Linked DNA regions of Homo sapiens: region 2 is linked to region 1. The links are chromatin loops, found by intact Hi-C in ENCODE. Cell type or tissue: endothelial cell of umbilical vein. All regions are shown on one strand.

What was found. A loop is a pair of places that touch in the nucleus more often than their neighbours do. Peaks named below come from ENCODE experiments on the same cell type or tissue, not always from the same donor. Only the 100,000 strongest peaks of a DNase experiment are listed, where the experiment ranks them.
Region 2: a loop joins it to region 1, with 11 times the contacts of the local background. A loop is called at or near these places in 14 of 110 quality-filtered maps.

What each region holds. Positions count from the first base shown.
Region 1 is chr4:69,879,786-69,883,785 of GRCh38, forward strand. No RefSeq gene overlaps it. Among named protein-coding and RNA genes, the nearest start is that of SULT1E1, 22 kb to the left of the region's middle. In endothelial cell of umbilical vein, a CTCF peak has its summit at 1,600 (motif pointing left); a DNase peak (open chromatin) is centred at 1,586; H3K27ac peaks cover 430 bases.
Region 2 is chr4:70,557,537-70,561,536 of GRCh38, forward strand. No RefSeq gene overlaps it. Among named protein-coding and RNA genes, the nearest start is that of AMBN, 33 kb to the right of the region's middle. In endothelial cell of umbilical vein, a CTCF peak has its summit at 1,888 (motif pointing left); a DNase peak (open chromatin) is centred at 1,875.

The DNA of each region.
Region 1 (4,000 bases):
TTTAGGTATATACCCAGTAATGGGATTTCAGGGACAAATAGTATCTGTGTCTTTAGGTCTTTGAGGAATTGCTACACTGTCTAAAAAGCTCAATATCACTGATCACTAGAGAAATGCAAATCAAAACTACAATGCAATACCATCTCACACCAGTCAGAATGGCTATTATTAAAAAGTCAAAAAATAACAGGTGCTGGTAAGGTTGCAGGGAAAAAGGAATGCTTATACACTGTTGGTGGGGTGTACGTTAGTTCAGACATTGTGAAATGTTTTGATCTTATGTAGTCAATCTTATCTAAGGTTCTTATGTGGTGTCTGATTTTGAGCTCTGAATAGAAAAGCCTTCCCTACTCCAAGTTCACAAAAACAAAACAAATAAATAAACAAAAAACCTTACTGTGGCCAAGCAGGAATATAATTTCACTCAACAGGATCTGGTTGAAGATAGTTTAATGAAGGAACTATTCATGAAAGTACAGACAAGATAAAGAAAGTGGTGAGAAGTGCTAAGAACCCCAGGGACTGGCTTTGGTAGGAAGCCATCACCACTCCTGGCCTGAAGGGGTAAGAAGACAAGGTGTGCCTGCAACCATGTGAGACTGTGAGACCTGAATTAGGGGCCTCCTTGAAAGAGCTTAAGTGTGGCCATTCTTGTTGATTTTTCTGTATGAACATGGAATCAGCATGTCTAATTAAAATATAAAACAAATCTTTTGCTTTTATTGCTTTTGTTTTATTAATTAATTTAGGAAGACTTGTCATCTGTATGAGTTTATATCTTCCTATATACAATCGTCATACCTCTCAATTGTTCAAGGCTTAGTTTTCATCCTTCTGTAGGCTTCAATTTTTTTTTTTCAGAGAAGTCTTATATGATCCTACCTATATGGGGAAGGGTATTTTATCTTTTGTCATTATTGTTGTTGTCATATTGCTTTTACAAATGGTTGGTTTTTGTCCAGCATTTGTTCTGTCAGGTGGTTCTGTGATTGATTGAAAGCTCTTGCACTAGCAGTTCCATTTCAATGTGAGCTTTGCAACTTTAGGAGCTCAGGTGACATTGTTCACTAGTGAGTTCTCTTTCTGCCCTTCTTCTCTTCATTTCTTTGCTATCAGATTTGGCCAGTCTCAACCAGTGCAAGCAAAGTGACACCAAAATGTCTTAATTATTTCCCTGATATTTACATTTTAATTACAAAATACATATGTTGTCATTGTAGAAAAATAAAAAAGAACATAGAAGCTAAAAATATTACTGTAATATGTGAAATAAAAAGAACCCTTCCACTTCTTAATCACTTAATTATTATTTTTTCCTTTCATGGTCTATGTATTTTTTTTCAAACAGCTGAACAAAACTGATGCTATGTCAGTAAAAAAATAAAAATAAACCACTTACCAATTACAAATTATGTAAAAATGGACTCCTTAGGCAAAAATTATATATTTTAATTCTATAAATAATTGTTCATCTATATAAAGCAGTAGAATAATTTTCTGTTGAAGACTGTGTCATCTGATCAACCCCAGAACAGACTGAGGCTTCAGACTATGCTGGCAGCACAGTATCCTGCTGCTCTCTAGTGGCACATTTCAATATCTGCAGGCAGATTGACTAGGCAATGTTATTTCATTTTTGGATTTCTGGCTTGGAGCAAAGGAAAAATCAAAAATGATCCAAAAGTTTAGAGACAGTCAAAGCTATTAATTTGCTGGTGTTTTATCAAGTTCTGTGAGAGTGAATTAGTCTGAGTAGTATCTTTTTTTTTGTTCAATTCAAATAGTTGTTTCAATTAAATATATAAGACTATTTAAAAATTAATTCAAGAAACATTTTATTAGCATTAGCTAAATGCCAGACATTATGCTAGCCAGTGAAAACACAGTTCAGTAAAAGGTAGACCTTTATTTTGAAGGAGGTCACATAATAATAACACTGCCATAATGTGTCATACTGAATATAACAGCACAGTACAAAGAAAGTACAAAAAGGAAAAATAAATGTATTCACATTCCCTATTCTTGATCAATTTCAGATAGAAGGCCTTAATTTACAATGGTGTTATTTCCTCTAGTGCTTGACGTAAAGTTGACAGAGCTTGGTAGAAGAGAATAGTGTTTTTAATCAGTTTTCTCATTTTAAGACCATTTCCTCAAAATATCACTTAATTCACTATGCTCTAGTCTTTTCGATTAACTTTAAAAGCGTGCTAATCCACATGAAGCAACTCCTCGCCCCTATCCTTGACTGGGATTTTGTGCTATTTCGTACTAATTGGAGGAGAACCTCATGTGTGCTCCAACTGCATCTCCTTTAGGATCAGATGTTTTTCCTGGTCATTCTAATTACTGGAGAAAATCCTATTTCAAAAACCAAAGAAATCTGGAACCCTAACACAGTGCCTTCCCACTCCTACCCACTTATTTACAAATATCCCCATTATAAGAGGCTTTCTACCTGAAACCTTTTTTCCCCAATAGACATGAATAACACCTACAATCACCCTCCAGGTTGTCACACTCCACACTGGAATTTGTACTTTTATTTGTGAACACTCCTGCAGGGAGGGTAAGCTCTACAGATGGCTTAGTTCCCTTAGTACTGTGCTCATTCCTCTTCCTTCCAGCCTCCCTGGTCCTTAGAGCAGAATAATGGCTAAGCCTGAAGAGTGAGGAAAGGGTCCATGAAAAAGGAAATATTTGAGCTGAGTTTTAGATGACAACTCAGATTTCTCAAAAGAAGAAAGAAGAAAGGAAGAAACAACATTCTATTTAGGGAAAAAATCAGGTAAAGTTATCTGCATTAGTCTGTTTTCACACTGCCATAAAGAACTGCCCAAGACTGGGTAATTCATAAAGGAAAGAGGTTTAATTGACTCACAGTTCTGCATGGCTAGGGAGGCCTCAGAAAACTTACAATCAAGGAAGTTCAAGGGGAAATGACAACTTCTTCACAAGGTGGCAGGAAGAAGAACGAATGCAGGAGGAACTATCAAACACTTATAAAACCATCATGTCTTGTAAGAACTCACTCACTATCCTGAGAACAGCATGGGAAAACTGCCCCCATGATCCAATTACCTCCACCTGGTCTCTCTCTTGACATGTAGGGATTAAGGGGATTATAATTCAAGATGAGATTTGGGGGTACATAAAGCCTAACCATATTATTCCGCTCTTGGCCCCTCACAAATCTTACATCCCTTTCACATTTCAAAGCCAATCATGCCTTCCCAAAAGGGAAATAAAGAGTCCCCTTTTGGGAAAGCTTAACTTCCCAAAAATTAAGACTCCCCTTTTGGGAAGACATGATTGGTTTTGAAATGTATCAACTCATTCCAGCATTAACTTAAAAATTCAAATTCTTAACTCATTCCAGCATTAACCCAAAAGTCCAAGTCTCATCTGAGACAAGGCAAGTCCCTTCCACCTAGGAGCCTGTAAAGTCAAAAGCAAGTTAGTTCCTTCCAAGATACAATGGAGATACAGGCATTGGGTAAATGTTCCTATTTCAAATTGGAGAAATTGGCCAAAACAAAGGGACTACAGGTCCAATACAAGTCCAATTCTGGCTGGTTAGTTATTTGGTGAGTTCCAAAATGATCTCCTTTGACTCCATGTCTCACATTCATGGCACGCTGTTGCAAGAGGTGGGCTCCCATGGCCGTGTGCAGTTTGTGGCTATGCAGAGTACAGACCCTGTGGCTGTTTCATGGGCTCACATTGAGTGCCTGCAGCTTTTCTATGTGCACAGTGCAAGCTGTCAGTGGATCTACCATTCTGGGTTCTGGAGGATCATAGCCGTCTTCTCACAACTTCACTAGGCAATGTCCTTGTGGGGACTCTTTGTGGCAGCTCCAACCCCACATTTCCCTTCTGCATTGCCCTAGCAGAGGTTCCCCATGAGGGCTCCACACTTGCAGCAAACTTCTCCCTGGACATCCAGGCATTTCTATACATCTTCTGAAATCTAGGGGGAGGTTTCCAAACCTCAATTATT
Region 2 (4,000 bases), 680 kb after region 1:
AACCATTACAATCGTAAGCACATTAAAATTTTGACAAATTATTCTAGATGCTTTAAAGAAGTCAAATAGTGGGCATACTGCAGAGTTGACATTACACACATGACATATTTGAAAATGCAGGCTGGGCACGGTATCTCACGCCTGTAATCCCAGCACTTCGGGAGGCCGAGGCGGGTGGATCATGAGGTCAGGAGATGGAGACCATCCTGTCTAACACGGTGAAACCCCATCTCTACTAAAAATATAAAAAAATTAGCCAGGCGTGGTGGTGGGCGCCTGTAGTCCCAGCTACTCGGGAAGCTGAGGCAGGAGAATGCTGTGAACCCAGGAGGCGGAGCTTGCAGTGAGCGGAGAGCACGCCACTGCACTCCAGCCTGGGCGACAGAGCCAGACTCCGTCTCAAAAAAATAAAAAGGAAAAAAAAAAAGAAAATGCAATTCTCTTCCCCTTCCCCCAAGTTTCTCTTTCTTCATCCTTATTTTTGTTAATGGTTCTACCACATTCCACATTACCAAAGCTCATAACCATCGTGACCCTTTATGCTTCCCTCTTCTCCTGCCCATCATATTCAATCAGGTGCCAATCCTCTCCTTGTCTGCTTCAACACCCTGGTGACATTGCAAAGAACATTAAGTAAGAGCATTTACTTGGAAAACAAACTTGACAAACTCTCTAGCATGTCATAAAAATTAAATAAAGATTGACTATAATTATTATTTATTGCACTGTAAGTTTTCTGGCCTGTAAGAAGAGCAAGAGAATTTTACATTCCACTTTCACTTTCAGAAAGTGTTGGAAAGTTTCAGGGAGGAAGGAAAGAGTACTGGTCAATAACCTGCTCTGTGTCCTTAGACAACTTAACATCTCAAAGCCTACATTTTGAAATCTGTAAAACAGTGATGCTAACTAATAATAATCACCCTATCTCAGTGCTGTGGAGGATAAAATGAGAAATGAATTCAAAGCTGTTCTGCAAAATTTGAGCAATATATACTTATAATTTCAATTCTCTTTTTAAAATACAAAGTGAAAATAAACAGGTTGGACTACGTGATAGGTTTAAGATAAAATTCTAGCCGGGCGCAGTATCGTGCCATTGCACTCCAGACTGGGTGACAGAGCAAGACTCCGTCTCAAAAAAAAAAAAAGATTCTGCAGAAAATATAATCTTCACCTCACAGGAACAATGCTTTATGGACCTTGTGACAGTTAAGGTGTCACAGCAGATAGCCAAGGCTGCTTCTGCTTTCTGTAATGAAATTATCATTCTTTACAAAAGAAAATCTGAATTACATTTATATTTTTTATTTCTTCTTTTTCATGAAGATGGTTAGGGTTGCAGTCATATGCTATGAACTGAATCAGGATGAAAAGGCATAGTTAAACTTTTCATTTTGTAGCATAAACAGTTTTTTATGTTTTAACCTTTTATGTGGGAATAATTTTAAACTTACAAAAGCATTAGAAAGATAGCACAGTGAGTTTCCATACACTTCAAACAGCACTTGGAATAATGCAGTAAATACAAAAATCCCATTCCTTGAGGAGCTTACATTCTGTATATGATGTATCTAAAAATAAAAATAGATATACAGCCAAATGTGAGCAAAAGTTAGTTCTGGGCAATTTTTATTTTCTCCTTTAAACTTTCTGGTATTTCCACATTTCAAAATCAAATAAAAATAGACACTTTCCTCTAATGTATTATTCACATGGTGTCAAGATTAGTTAGCACTATAAAATTAACCTTATACTGGAAGACTTAAATTAAGCCGTCTTGACAATTTCAAATTCATCTGTTTCCTTTTCTGACAGTTGAATTTCTGTAGCTAGAAACTGTCTCCTTTCCCTAAGGTCCCTAATTGTAAGGTGGACCTTGAATGCCCTCTGCTGGCCAGACAACATCAGCAGAAAAAGACAGTGAAAAGAAACCAAGAAAAATCACAGCGCAGTCACCATTCTCTTTACACATGTATTTGTCCCTCATTCTTTCATTCAAAAGACACTCACTGTGTGCCTATTATGTGCTAGACACTATAGCTGGAAATACAAAAGATATAAGATGTAATCTCTGTCCTTGAAATCACCCTATACTTTTTTCCAGGAAATTACCAAGTCTCAGAAAATTTCTTGGGCCTGGGACTCAAGAAAAAGCACCAACTCTTGCAAGAAAGGATGATTGGTATGTATTTATGCTGGGCTATGAAAATAACTTCTTTCTCCATGAAAATCAGGAAAATAACATCTATCTATGAAAGGATACAATATCCTTTGGAAGATACTGAACATTTAAACTTCAAATTTCCATAATACACTACAGTCAGTATACAGTAAGAGACCTGACATTAAAGGAGAAAAAAGACCCAAGAACTTGAGTACAAATGTGGTCAGTTGTCCTCAGAAAAGTTAGGTACATTCTTGGTTCTTTCCTAACTTAGACATGATTTAAATATTCACATCATTGCAAACTACAAAATTTCAGAAAACAAAATTCTAGCAGACATTTCATTTCTACCCCCATTATTACACAACTAGTAGTTATCTGCTTGATGTGGTGAGCAAACATGATATTCCAGGAATGACATCCCTAAAATAAACATTGTCTACAATTGATACTTTAACCAGAAATGTATGGCAGACAGCTGGGATTTGAGAGCCGCTTAAACATCTACTAGTGGGTCAGTACAACTTGCAAGCTCATTGTTTTTTGTTTTGTAAGTTTTTTTCTTTTGCTTTGCAGTGAATGCAGCAGGACTCACTGTTTTTGTATCCAAGGAGTTTGATCCTTTTGAGCTGTGGTAGTATAAAAATTGCAGAAACATGAGAAACTACAAAGGTGTGAATTTTACAATAAGACATTAGAACTTTCCAACCAAAGATTGAAAGAACTTTCAAATCTTTCCAACGTAGATTTGAACAAAATCTACGTTGTCATTTGTCTCCACCAGTTGGCTCCACCCAAAAAAAGACCACATCACTCTTTGCAAATCCACTATAATGAATTAGTTTAACAGTGTATCTTCACTTAGCCCAAGCTTTTTTCATTGTTGCATAGTAATAGGACTTCATAATAAAGATCGGACACCCCTGGGAGGAATTTTGGCAACTTTTATGAGCATGTTTGTCAGTGCCAATGATTTGAGGTGCTATTCATGTGTGCTACTAGATGTCTCATAACGCATAGGGAAGAGCCAGACTAGGAATATTTGGTTCATACTCGGCATGACTTTCAAATGCCCCAACAGATTTTCATGCAGGTAAATAAAACAATTTGTTTATCTGAGCCTATAACTAATTCTTATTTATCTATAACACAATATATTTTTTGCCCAATGTTAACACAAGCAAAATATTTTAAGCTCATCTCCTCATCTTAATCATGGGAAGATTGTACTTTGTTTTTGTTCAAACTTTTCCAAGAGTTCTCTACATTGTGGAAATGTCCCTACAGGCAGCACCACTCATGGCATTTGAGCCAATAGCATATACTTATATCACTGGCATTTGTAGCTGATGCAAATACTTCTCAGTAAAAAATTGAGACACCATTAATAGTAATTGATAGGAGGTCAGCAGTTCGAGAACAGCCTGGCCAACATGGTGAAACCCTGCCTCTACTAAAAATACAAAATTAGCTGGGCATGGTGACACATGCCCATAATCCTAGCTACTCTGGAGGCTGAAGTAGGAGGCCTGCTTGAACCTGGGAAGTGGAGGTTGCAGTGAGCCAAGATCGCACCATTGCACTCTAGCCTGGGTGACAAGAGTGAAACTCCAGCTCAAAAAAAAAAAATTGTAATTGATAGACGTGAAATGTAATGATCTCATCGCATTTTATTAATGTCTATTATTTTAATTTTGTGGCATAATGATAAGAAATCTTGAAATTGCCTCTTGTTCTTCAGTCTTTTCCTATCTTTTCAATCTTCCACTCCCAGAGATCTGCCACGAAACTTCTCTGTTGTCCCCTGTACTGCTATTTCTTTTTTCTTTCTTTCTT